2 separate regions of the Mus musculus genome follow, and region 2 is linked to region 1. The links are chromatin contacts, found by Hi-C or POLR2A ChIA-PET in ENCODE. All regions are on one chromosome and are shown on one strand. Each heading gives the region's core, a stretch centred on a gene start or an enhancer-like site at or near the end of the contact. The rest is flanking DNA. Distances are from core to core; before and after follow the strand shown. Region 1 holds the start of Dr1 (down-regulator of transcription 1). Region 2 holds the start of Pcgf3 (polycomb group ring finger 3).

What was found. A loop is a pair of places that touch in the nucleus more often than their neighbours do. ChIA-PET counts read pairs that join two places held with the same protein, here RNA polymerase II (POLR2A).
Region 2: a loop to region 1 is called in a map of heart, with 2.2 times the contacts of the local background. The contact joins the promoter of Pcgf3 here to the promoter of Dr1 in region 1. A Hi-C loop is called at or near these places in 2 of 37 maps with a recorded cell type or tissue (both heart). POLR2A ChIA-PET finds 5 or more read pairs at or near these places in 3 of 5 experiments (Patski and embryonic stem cell).

What each region holds. Positions count from the first base shown.
Region 1 is chr5:108,265,054-108,271,708 of GRCm38, reverse strand. It overlaps Dr1 (down-regulator of transcription 1), which reads right to left and starts at 2,812. Exons shown (of 3, transcript NM_026106.4): 1 at 1,900-2,812. The coding sequence starts at 2,119.
Region 2 is chr5:108,456,931-108,463,585 of GRCm38, reverse strand. Pcgf3 (polycomb group ring finger 3) reads right to left here and starts at 2,327. Exons shown (of 11, transcript NM_172716.5): 1 at 2,135-2,327.

The sequences.
Region 1 (6,655 bases), core at 1,563-4,062:
CAGTTTTTTTTGTTTGTTTGTTTTGTTTTTCAAGACAGAGTTACTCTGTATAGCCCTGGCTATCCTGGAACTCACTCTGTAGGCCAGGCTGGCCTCGAACTCAGAAATCCACCTGCCTCTGCCTCCCGAGTGCTGGGATTAAAGGCATGCGCCACCACGCCCAGCTCTAAAAATACCAGTTTTAAGAATTAAGTATGTCGGCTGGAAATATAGCTCTGCAGTGCAGTGCTTACCTAGCACACATAAGTTCAGCACATACACACAAAAGAATCAAATAAGCAACAGGGAACGGTGGTTATATGTCCATAATCCCAGTATTCAAGATACTGCAGGAAGAGACTCTTAAGTTTAAGGCCAGGCTAGGCAACACAGTAGGATCCTATTATCATCTTGCCTTTCCTAACCCTAAAAAAAAAAATTGCTTTTTTTTCTTAGTTATCTACTATGTACTGAAATGGCAGAGTATATGTGTATATAATATGACTATTTATATACATACACACACACACACCATCATGGCTCCACTACCTACTGGGATTGACTTCTGCCATGCTAAGTACTCAGCCTTGAGAGACACCCTCATCACAGCAGGATGTATTTTTAATCTACCATCAGCAGAGGATAAAGGCTCAAAATTAATCAATTGATCTTCTTGTCAATATTGACGGTGTAAAATGGATATGCTCCATACGAATACATGTGCTCTCTATTTGACATTAACAAGAAAGTAAAATTATTTAACACTTAACTTTATAAAAAGGCAATGGTAGAGAACTACCTGCCGAGTATGATTAAATTTGTTCCTTTTAACTTTAAATAAAAGTAATCAAGAAATTGTTCGCATTTCCAATAGATTATTATAAAACAGAAGTGACTGTCTCAAACTGAATGCAACCTTCTCCTAAGAGTTCATGAAAAACCACAGAAAGTACTTCCCAAAATTTGCCAAGAGCACTTTTGTCTCCTTTTCCTGTAACCATCAAAGTCTCCTAGTCTTTTCCAGCATAAGGAAGAAACTGTCGAAACTTTTAGATGTGCTTTTCAATAAAAGATAAATGTATAAACACATCCAAAGGGGACCAGCAGGCGAGAAGGACCGGCAACAGAATGCTGACTAGCGTGTGTCAGGCCCTACGTTCAAGCCCCAGGACTGTCGTTCCCGCCCTGCCCCAGTCATCTTTTACAAATAATCTTCAAAGAACAATCAATAGTTGGAGGGAGTCAAAAAGAAAAAAATGTGGTGCTCGCTTTGGTTACCTGGTGATGACTGTTCCACCTTCTTAGCGATTTTAAAGCAAAAATATACTTCCTTTTTGAAAAGCAATTAACTTTACAACACTTAACACACTCATGTCAATATTTTTTTTTAACTCAATGCTAGGACCCTTGTGCAAGATTGCTAGATGATACACCACTGACCTCCGTCACCAGCCCAAGGGTTTTTCCTACCCCTGTGTTCAAAAATGAATCTTTTCCTCGATACAGGTGAGGGAGAGGTACTCTCTGACTCAACTCATGCTCGAAGTTCTAAAATTTAACTTTCCAAGAGAGAACTTTGAGTTTCCTTTCTCAGTTGTTATTATCCACGTTTAGCTGTGGGCAGTCAATTCTTGTTGTTTTAAGACCTGATTGGAAACTGTACTAGTGAGGGGTTGCGGATGTCTGTTGACCCTAATGTCTGCACTCCTTATTTGCACTAGCCGGATGAAAACAATGTCAGAAGAATGCTACATAGGTGTTTTCTTAAGGTACAAGCTGTCTCTATGCCGTTTTGACTTTTCATTAACTGTGCTTACTAGTGAAGTGGAATGAAGGCTCTGTGACGCCAAGTGGTTACTCTATTAGCTTGACTGTTCCCCTGATCCTTCATCGAAACCAAATCCCACACAAATCGCTTACCTTGTATAACATGCTCTGGTGAAATTGTCTTCTTTTCTGACTTGTTACAAATCTCGTTGGCTTCAGAAGATATAAGGTGAATGAATTCCGTGCAGCAGTTCACTACCAGCTCTCGGGCATCGTTGGCCACCCGGACATTAGGAAGAGTCTCTTTGATCATCTTATTTATAGCAGCTCTGGGGATAGTGAGATCATCGTCGTTGCCAGACGAGGAAGCCATCGTATCTTCCTGTCTTTCAAGCCCCAACTTTTAAACTCCTCGCCTCTGGTCCACCACTCCACGAAGATTTCTCAACAGGCTGTCCCTGGAGAGGGATGTTGGGGTCCGGGAAGCTCAGAGAAGAGAGTGCAGAAACCAGGAAGGAGGGCTGGAGGGCAGGGAACACCCACTGTGTGAGAGATTTTAGTGGGAATATGAAGGAAAGGTCAGGGGGCTGAGGGTTCTAGGGACACCACTCCCAGGGCTGGAGAACCACCCTGCGTGTCGCCTCAAACGGACTGGCGCTGTCGTCTAACCGAACCTAAACGGCACGGGAGCGCACGCAAGACAGAGGAATACCCGCCCGGCCGCGGTCCCGGGCGGACACTGAGCAGGGTCAGCTCTACAGAGCCGGAGCCCCCGAGGACGCCGCCACCAGCAGCGGTTGCAGCCGCCTCGGCCAAACCATCCTTCAGGCACCCGCGCCGCCGCCTCACAACATGTCTGCCGAAGCCGCAGCTGAGCGCACGCCGGCTGCCTGGGAAACCAAGTGGACCGGGCCGAACACTGCGGGAGCCGCAGCGGCCAAGCGTGTGGCCGAGAGCAGGCTGTGCGAGCAGGAGCGGCGCTAACGGTGGTCTCTCTACGGGCCGGGGAAGGAGGTTTGCCGCAAGCTGATCCCGGCACGCTTTGCGCCACCGGAAGTCGAACTCCCCAGGTCCCACCCGCCCTCCTCGATGGATTTCCGTGTGCACGCCCCGCCCCTACCCCCTCCCGGACGGGCGGGAGCCGCGGGGCTTGGCAGCCCGCAGCTTCCGCCTGCCGCTCCCCCACGCACGGCGACCCGGCGTCTCCTCCGTCGGGCCCTGGAGCTCGCTTGCTCTGCGGGCAGAAGGGCCCGCGGAGGGCCACGTGGCAGGGGAGCCCTGGTCCTTACTAAAGAACTTCCTTTTCCTATCTCCTTAGCTGTCGGGATTAGGGCGCGGAGTGAAAAGAGCAGAGTGGGGAGGACAGGCCTTTACAACTACTTCACAGCATTCAGATCAGAGCTCCCTGTTCTCATTTGTGAGAAAGAAATGAAGCCTTCAAAGAAGTGGCTGTCCTCGGTACCACAAGTGGCTAAGTCAGGAAACTGGTAGTCTGATCTAAAGTAATGAAAATGTTTGGCATACCATGAGCTATGGCCCTCTGCATACTTGCTTTTGAAAGGAAGACAAGAAAAAAAAAAGGTTTATCTTATGAGAGTCCGATATCTGCTTCGTTCCAAGTGATTACTAATAACTAGTGCCACGTTCATCACAGAAATCACTTTTTTTTTTTTTTAAGATAAGCTCAGCTGGGCGACAGTGGCTCACGCCTTTAATCCCAGCACTTAGGACACGACACTCAGGCAGGCAAATCAAGTTCCAGGACAGCCAGGGCAATACAGAAAAAACCTGTCTCAACACACGCAAATCCTCACATACTGTCACATTAATTAATAGTGGAAAGTTGTAACTTTTGAAAGGACTAAGCCAGTTAAATCTACGTGCACAGTTTAGTTCATCGTGTTCTTTGTTGATAGACTGGCAGCTGGACTGTGGCAATGCTTTAAGATGTCTGGTTTCCAGGAGACTATCATTGTCAACCATCCCCTCCTACCCACCTTACTAGATGCAGCTTCAGCACTGAGCTAGAACACCAGCCTTGAGTTAATTTTTTCATTCAACATTTTCTCCAAAATGCTTGCTGGGAACTAAATATTCTTCATTATATCAGTGCTAGTAAGTTCAATCTTTGATTATAAAGAACAAGTTTCTTCTTCAAAATAAGTAAATTTTGGTTCAGATGTATAAAGACCTAGATAAAATATTAAAATCTAGATGGAATGTTAAGTCCTAGGTAACTGTTACCTGGTTAGCCTGCCATTTTGTGCTATTACTATATTATAAGCAAACTTTCTCATATGGGAGTCATGTCTACAGAGTGCTTCTGAGTTCTCCCAAGCCACTGTCTAAATTGTTTATACCTGCAACCCCAGCTTTTCTTTATTTTATTTTATTTTATTTTATTTTTGCTTTTTGAGACATGGTTTCTCTGTGTACCCCTGGCTGTCCCGGAACTCTATAAACCAGGCTGGCCTCAAACTCAGAGAGACTTGCCTGCCTCTGCCTCCCAAGTGCTGGGATTAAAGGTCTTGGCCACTGCAAATGAGTTCAACTCCAGGTTTGAAGTACAGTATTTTTAACTTTAAAAGTTCACAAGATTTTAAAGATGAAAAAGAAGTATAAAAACATAAAGGAAAATGTCAGTAAAGACTTTACACATTTAAAGGACTATTGTAAATGAAGTCACATGGGAAAATGGTACAGAGAAATATTTCTGGAAAATCAAACTAGTAGGAGTCAGAAATGGTGGCACCCAGCTGCAATGCCTGCATTGGGGAAGATAAGGAAAGAGGATTGATAACTCAAAGATGGACTCTGGACAGCATAGTACAGCTGCAAACTGTAAGGACATAAATGAAAGAGGTGATATCACTTTGTTAAAAGGTCAAAAAGAAATGATATGTGTCAACAAGAAGCTAATGGGGCAGAATGGGGAAGGAAGGCTTTTCATGTAGTGGTAAAGACTAAAGAAGCAAATGGCAAAACAGCTTGAGAGAGAGGCAAGGGCAGTGAAAAGCTGTAAAAACCTGAAGACACACGTTCAGTGGAAAAGCAACAGCAGAGCAATTGAAAACATATTTTTAAAGGTAAGGCCCAGCATGATGGTACAGGCCTTTAATCCTAGCACTTGGGAGGCAGAGGCAGGTAGATCTCTATGGGTTTAAAAGTTCAAAGCCAGCCTGGTTCAGGGTGATTTCCAGTGTAGACAAGACTACCAGAGAAACCCTGTCTCAAAGAAACAAATATAAAAACAAAGAAATAAAAAATCTGGAAGTTACTGTATGTGTTACTGTATACCTATAATCCCAGCTCTCTGGAGGCTGAAACACACACACAGACACTTCCCCACCCCATCCCCCAATTTAAAGCCACGTTGGGCTACAGTGTGAGTGGAAACCAACCTGGGCCACAGCAAAATCTTGTCTTGAACAATATCAAACAGCAACAACAACAAAAAAGAGGCCTAGAATTTGGAAACTGTTTCTAATCAATTCAGTTGTCACTGTTACACTTCCAAGTGTCAACTTTGTAACTAAGTTTTTTAAAAAAATAACAACTTGAGGTGATAATCCCTTCATAAATGATAAATTTAAAATGTGTTGTTACATGTTTTAAATGATTTGAACCTTGAGTCTAATTCAGTTCTGCTGTTTTGCAGAACCATTTGCAGGGCCAGAAAGCCTGGCACTGTGATCAATCCATAGTGGAAGAAGAGAACTGATTCCCAGAGTTGTCCTCTGATCTTAATTTGTGTGTTATAGCAAACACAGGTACAGACACACACACACACACACACGCACACACACACACACTCACTCACTCACACACACACATACTCTCTCTCACACAAAGAGAGAGAGAGAGAAAGAGAGAGAGATTTAAAATTTTAAAGCATTTGCAGCTAGGCATGATGACACATGTCTATAATCTTAGTATTTTGAAGGAAGAAGCAGAAGAATTGGGTGTCCAAATTCATTATCAAGTACACACAGTGAAGTGGAACACATTGTAATCTATCTTACACATGTAATTAGTTCCAGCACTCAAAGTCAGCCTGGCTATTGCCAAGACTTTCTACAAACTAATGGCAAAGTCCTGTTGCTGAAGACAACACCTAAACAACTCACTGAACATGGAGAAGTCAATCTAGTATCTACCTAGCGCCTTCACCCCAACTGATCAGTGTTCATGGTACTGGAAGGGACTCGGCATGCTACCAGAGGAGAAAGGTAAACACCAACCCAGCTACAAACACTTCAGTCTACAAATATGACTTGATTTGCAAGATATGTTAGTGCCATACAGGCACAAAGTTTGTGGGAGTAACCAACTAATATCTGATTTGAGTTAAGGCCCAGACCAGGAGATGGAACCCATACCTAATGCTACTTGGGTAGCCAAGAATCTGAGACTAGGTAGTCCAGGGACCAAATATTCTGCTAAAGGAATATAGCAACAAAATTACTCCTAACAACATTCTGCTATACTAGTAGATCTGTCTTGCTCAATCATTCTCAGCAAAGCTTCCTCCTACAGCAGATGGGAACAAATACAGTGACCACAGCCAGACAGAAAGTAGGCATAGGGTAAAAGACCTTGGAACATTCTGCACTAAAAGGAATGTCTAGGTCCAATCCCTCACTCCAAGGATTAGGGAACTCTTTGGAAAAGGAGGCAAGAAAGAGTGTAATAGCCAGAGGAAATGGGGAACACTAAGAAATCAAGACCTTTGAAACCCAGCAGGAATGACATGCTTATCAATTTAGAGACAGCATACACAGGACCTGTCCACTAGATAGAGTGCTAGAGCAGAAAGGAGCCGTGGACACACATCCCATTCCCAAACACAGAAGTCATCTCTTCATGTCCTCCCCAACATGTGCTGTCACCTCGGTTTTTGATCTTAGCC
Region 2 (6,655 bases), core at 1,078-3,577, 190 kb before region 1:
TTTCACACAGCAAAATACAATAAAGGGCACAGCAAAGAAAAAAATCAGAGGTAAGCGCTCGGTACAAGATTCCCAAGTGTGAGGACACTTGGCAAATAACAACTTTCCACTTTGAACACAACTCAGTTGACACCCATGCTAAGAAACCTAGACTTGTTTTTCCCTGAGAAACCAAACCGTGATGTGGCTCAAAATGAAACATAGAACTGGCCAGCTCAAATATCTCTTAGGAATCCAAACAGCCCAGAGTTTGCTCTCACCCTGTCTCCAGCACTTTTAAGTGCAGCCTGACAGAGCAGAACTTCCACAGAGCAACACAGCCATTGTTGACCACCCAGGTCTGTGTGGGAGCTAGGCCACTCTAGAATGCCTTGCTTTCTTATCTTGAAACATATCAGGTTTTCAGTGAACATCTCAGTACCTGCCCTAGTGTCTCCCACAACAGTAAAAACACATCTCACTTTTCCACAAATATTGTGTTCTCCATGACAGACTGGCTGGGAAGATTTCAGAGAAACAAAAACTCTTTCCTTTCTAGGAGAGAAACAGGAGTGTGGGTGCTAGGTGTTCATCTATTCAAAAGGCCCTCAGTCCTCTCTGCTCACTGCCCTCACCTTCCTACCTATTCCTGGAAGGCCTCCTCCCCACTGGACACCTAGCCTCTAGCCTCTCTACACCACACCCTCAAGACCTGCTGGGAGAGGAGGAAGGAGGGTGAAGGTACAGCCACTGACCTGGGGTCAAGACTAGGGAAAGGCACAGTCCTGTAGGAGCTGGGGAGACCAGACGAAAGGCAACTTGGAGGCTTGGGGCATGAAGCAGCAAGCACAGGGCATGCCCTTGATACCTGAGTCCTTGGAGCCCAGCTGAGCTCCAACTTTGCCTTGCAACTGTGCTGAGAGCCTCACCCACTCTGTAACATCAAGAAGCTAGGGGACCTGTGGGGAGTGTAAGCACTTCATAGCAAAGGTTCCCTGTGGCTGGGCTGATCGAAACCTCCCAATGCCTAGTAGTCTTTTCAGCAGAGTTCGGGGGTCAATTACTAGAGTCCTAGGCCCTCCCTGCCTTAAAGTTCCAACTATTATCTAAGTAATCCCTGAGGACCATCCTCACGGTTCAGCTCCAAGGCTTTCATTTTAAAGGGACCCACCTTTGGTCCTGTTTGTCCTGAAGCCTATCTATATTCTGAACTCTCCTCACAGTTCACCCTCAGGGCCTCAAACTGCTCAAAGGACTGCCACAGTGGTCCAGATTCCTTTGAGCCAGCCTTGATTTCCCAGCTCTCTACAGCCGATTTGTCCCTGGGAGATCTGACCTTCCTATGGCCTTGTCCCAGCACCCTGGCCCTCTGTGGGGTGGTCTCAGGGTCTTAACCCTCCTCTGTAATCTATCATTAGTTGGCCCATCTAAGTGATTCTGCCATTTTCTAAGTCCTGCCAGGTCCTGGGAGCCATTCTTCCTCAATGACCTTTTCTAGACTCTTGTCAGGTCTCTAATACTGACCCTCCCCCAAGTGTCCATTCCAAGAGTCGGGGCTCCACCTGTCCTGGGGTCCCAGAACTATGGGAGAGCTGCCCAGTCCTAAGGACTGTTCAGTGAGTAGCCCTCAGTAATTCTGGCCTGGTCCTGGGTCCTGCCTGGTCTGCGGTCCTGATCCCCCTGGATCCAGCCTGGCCCAGACTCCTGTTCTTCCGGGGTCCTGTTCTCTGGAATCGTGCCTGGTGCCAGGTCTAGCCGGACTGAGCTCCTTGTCTTCCCTAGGTCCTGTTTTCTCGGGGTCCAGACTGCTCGGAATCCACCTCGGCTGCTGTTCTGCCTGGTCTAGGATTCTGCCCACCCCGGTCTAGCCTGGTCAAGGGTCCAGCCTTGTGCAGGCTCTTCCCCGGGTTCTGTCTGGTCCAAGGTCCCTGTCCTCCCTGGGTCCAGATTGTTCCGGGATCCAGCATGGCCCTGGGTTCTGCCCTCCCGGGGTCCAGACCTGCGAGAAGTCCTGGCCTTCTCGCAGGCTTTTAGGGTCCCGCCTCCCGGGCCTGCCGGGGGCGCTGGGCTCGCAGCCTTCTGCCGCCCATGGGCCGAGGCCCGCGGCCTGAGGAGCGGGCGCGCGGGCCAGGCCAGGCGGGGCGGGCTCACTGACCTGCGTCTCGGGCGGCGGGCGAGCGGGCGCACGCGGGGGCTCGCCGGGAGGGGGAGGGGGCGCCGCTCCCTCTGGGTCCCCCCCAAGAGGAGGAGAAAAAAGCCGTGCAGAGTTTAAAACAAAGAGGCGGAAATGCCCGAACCCAGCCGAGTGCGGAGTCGGGGGCGCCGCGGCTGGAGCATGCGCAGTGTGTGGCTCAGCTCCCACCTCGCAAACGAGAGAGGCGGGGCCTCTGAAAGGCGGAGCCTATAGGGGTGGGGTGCAGGAGGGGCCAGAGAGCGCAGGCGCGTGCAGGCAGCAATTGACTCAGGAAGCTGGCTCGGCGAGACAGGCAGGGTGGAGCTCGGGGGTGTGGTCACAGGTGAGAGGTGGGTCAGGAGGCGTGGTCAGAAGCACTACCTGGAGAAACTCCGCCGGGTTGTTCAGGACGCGCGCTGACAGGCAACTGCATGAGTTAGGAACGAAACCGGAGTATCTAGACCACGGGTTTCCTACCCCCATAAACCTTCTGCTTACATTTTTGTCCTTTCTTGGAATCACTGTGGACACAGAGAGACCCTTATGCTGGCCTTTCGGACCGTGGAAACCCACAATTTGTCCGTTGTCCACTGTGCATTGTGACTGGCAGAGGGCATAAACTGAGAAAAGAAAGTCTGTTCTTGTTTGTTTGTTTGTTTGTTTGTTTACTTGTATTTTCGAGAAAGGGTTTCTCTGTGTTGCCCTGACTGGTCTCGAACTAACATAGATCCGCCTGCCTCTGCCTCCCAAGTGTTGGGACTAAAGGAATGCCCTACCATGCTGGACTGGAAGTCTGTTCTTAGGAAACAAAGTGGTTGTGGCAGCTGTATGCTAGACAGGCGGTGGGACAAGGAAGCAGCAAGGTGGCCAACCAGCAGGTGTTTGGGAGAAGGGGCATGCAAAGAATGAGGTTGAAAGGGGTTATCGCCTTTAATCCCAGCATTTGGGAGGCAGAGGCAGGTGGATTACTGAGTTCGAGGCCAGCCTGGTCTACAAAGCGAGTTCCAGGACAGCCAGGGCTACACAGAGAAACCCTGTCTCAGAGAAAGAAAGAAAGAAAGAAAGAAAGAAAGAAAGAAAGAAAGAAAGAAAGAAAGAAAGAAAGAAAGAAAGAAAGAAAGGAAAACAGAATAGGCACCCAGGAAGGCAAATATACTCTACTGAAGCCTGGCAGCCTTTGTATCACAGAGAGACTACTGATGGGGGAGAAGGTTGAGGGAGAGTCCTAGAATAATGGAGGATCTGGTGTTGGTATTAGAGGTAGCAAAGAGGTACTGTTGAGAAGACCATGAGCAGGCCTGGACTTAGGGCACAGATCTCAGGAAGTCATCTAGCTTGACAGACAGCTAGACCCTTAAACCACTTGTCTTCACATGGGCTTGTCATGCCTTAGGTAAGACCATATTCAGATGTCATTCTAGGTCCAGGATTCAGACCTTGCTTCTGTGTCTATCAGGGATACCTTCAGGGAACTCTCGCTTTACACAACCTCTGGTTTCTCCTGAAAGTTGTTGCCCACTTTAGGCCCCCACCTTCCAGCGCTGAAGTCTTCCTCTAACTAACAGCTGACACATTAGAATCCAGCTATGTGTCCCTTCCCCAATCCTAACCCTGTATCCCTAGGTGAGCAGATAGCTTTCAACTAGTATCCTTGTGTTTTGTCCTTGCTCCCTGACTACTTTCAGCACAAAATAGTGGCTTTTATAAAGCATTAATTGGGGGGAAATTCCCTGCTCAAAACCCACCCAGTGGCTTTACCTAGGACAGAAACCAGATTTCTGGAGACTAGAAGAGACCTGAAATCATGTGACTGTCTTGATACTAAGTTCACAGGTACATGTATATATTTTTGTTCAGCCAAGCAAATGAAGAAACCTGAAATTATGGTGCTCAGTTTGATGATAGGGGAGGGAATGCCTTCTTCCTTACTTCTGTCTCCAGCTAGCCTCTCTGGGGTACTTGGTAAACCCTCTGTTCTCTGTAATGATGGTCTTCACATCACCCACCCACCTAGGCTGCTGTCTTAACCCAGAACAGAGTGAACTGACCCTATATCTCTTTTTAAAAAAAACATTTCAAAAGATTATCTTTATTTTAATTGTATGGGTGTTTTTGCCTGCATGCATGTCTGTATACCACATGTGTGCAGTTTCCTTGGAGGCTAAAATAGAGTATTGGATCCCCTAAAACTGAGTTAAAGACAATTGTTTTTAGCTGCCATGTGGAAATGAAACCCAGATTAGTGTGCTCTTAACTGCTGAGCCGTCTCTCTAACTCTATGATTCTACATCTAAGCAAGTTCTCTCTTAAGCCTGTCAGCTTTGCCCTGCCTTCCAACAAATGTTGGACCCAGGGCTCCAAGACATTTGGAACTAAATTCAAGGTCTGTTATGACCTCTGTGACCCCTGCAGTATTTAACTTAGCTATGTTCTCCTCTTGGGTTGCTCTCTTACCCCTAGCTGTCTTGAAAGAATCCTATAGCACCTGGGTACAGTGTGTGAGGCCGCCAATTGCAGAGAAAAGAGTAAAACTCCTCCCAGGTCCTGTCTTGTGGTTAGTTCCTCCTACTCCTTGTTGTTGTTCTTGTGCTCACTCATAGACTGCACAGCTCTCCTGATGCCTCTGGGCACACTACGCACCTGCACCTCAAGGCCATAGTGGAGCTGATTTACCTGCAGTGGCTGAAAGCATGGATAATGGAGACTCTAGCCCTCACTGCAAAATAGGCATGAGTATACAAAAGCTGTATGACCCTCCCACCTAAACAACTAACACACTGAACAAATAAGCCAAATGTCAATTTACAGACACGTCAGGAAACCAGGTCTTGGACCCAGAGAAAGAAGGGTGAATCTTAGGGGAAGCCAATACACATGCCTAGGTAAGGGCTCTTGATCTGTACAGTTCTTCAAAGCTCTCAGCCTAGCATTGTTAGTCCTCCATGGAAACTTAGAGTTGGGGAAGATTGGGGAAAAGGAGAGGGTGAGGGATCTTGAAGTCCACCAGGCAGGCATCACTAGAAAGCTCTGGTGGTCTAGAGAGATCCAGGAGGCTTCTATCAGTGGGATAAGATAAAAAGACTGCTCTGTCCAGCCTGATAAAGCCAGGAAACCTGGAGGGGAGGGAAGTGCTTGGTGATTTGTTCTTATCTGTGATATTGCTATGATAAAACACTGTGACCTAATTGCACAGAAGCATTTACAACTGCATATGGTGAAAACTCTCAGGGACAGGTGTGACATCCACATCTAGTAACACTGGTGGGCAGACACAAAAGAGAATTTGACCCTAAGAGAGAGAACAGTCTCTCAAAATACACCTGAAATGGCATTGGAGAGCTGTGTGGTGTACAAAAGCAGTTCTGGACCTGCAAAGTAGATGTGGAGTTATGCCAAATCTGGTTGGTGATGGATATGAGAAAAGCAGCTATGGTCCTCCCTATGGGAGCAGCTCCAGTAGCTGCTGGTGGATCAAGGAAACCAAGCCAGATGGAGCATATGTTGCAGCAGTCAGATGAGTGGGTCCTGTTTTGGCATCTGGTGATATCAGAGATTTAACACCTATCTTAAGATAATATAAATAATGGTGTTATGGTATATGTTTATATAATAATGGCATTGTGGTTGTGTTTTAGGTGGCTTCAACTTTTATAGATAAATACTAAAATTCCATGGGAGTAGGGGGAATGATATGGCCTCTGAGACTTCTTCAGGACAAGGTGGAAGAACATAATGGCAAGGGATATGGACAAATCAAAATTTGCCATTAATTGATCATTATTGGATTTCTCTCCCTCCTCCCCTCCCTCCTTCTCTCACCTTCTCCTCTTTCTTTCTCCCTTTTTCCCCCTTATCACTCCTTTTTTCTTTGAACTTTTCCATAATAAAAAAAATCTAATAATTGGGAGAGATGGCTCATCAGTTAAGAGCACTGACTGCTCTTGCAGAGGTCCTGAGTTCAATTCCTAGCAACCACATGGTGGCTCACAACCAACTGTAATGAGATCCGATGCTCTCTTCTGGTGTGTCTGAAGACAGCTACAGTGTACTCACACACATACAATAAATAAGTAAATAAATAAATCTAATAAGCCAGGTCTGGGAGCACAGGCCTATAATACTTCTAAAGCCAGGAGAAAGACAAATTTAAGGCCAACTTAAGCAACTTAGTATGATCATATCTCAAAATACAAAATAAAAAGACAGCTGAGGATGTAGTAAGTAGCAGAGCTCTTAATTAGTATGTATGGCGCCTGGGTTCGATTCCCAGCAGTACAAAGCAAAATCCCCGAGTAGGCAAGTGATATGGCTCAGTGGATCAAGGTGTTTGCCACCAAGTCTGACATTTAATACCTAGGAGCCAAATGACAGAAGGAAAGAATGGAATCCCATAAGTTGTCTTCTGACCTCCCCATGTATGCCATGGCATACACATAACTATATGCACTCAAACAAAATGAAATAAAAATAAACCAAACAAAGCACTGTTAACAGCTAAGTTGC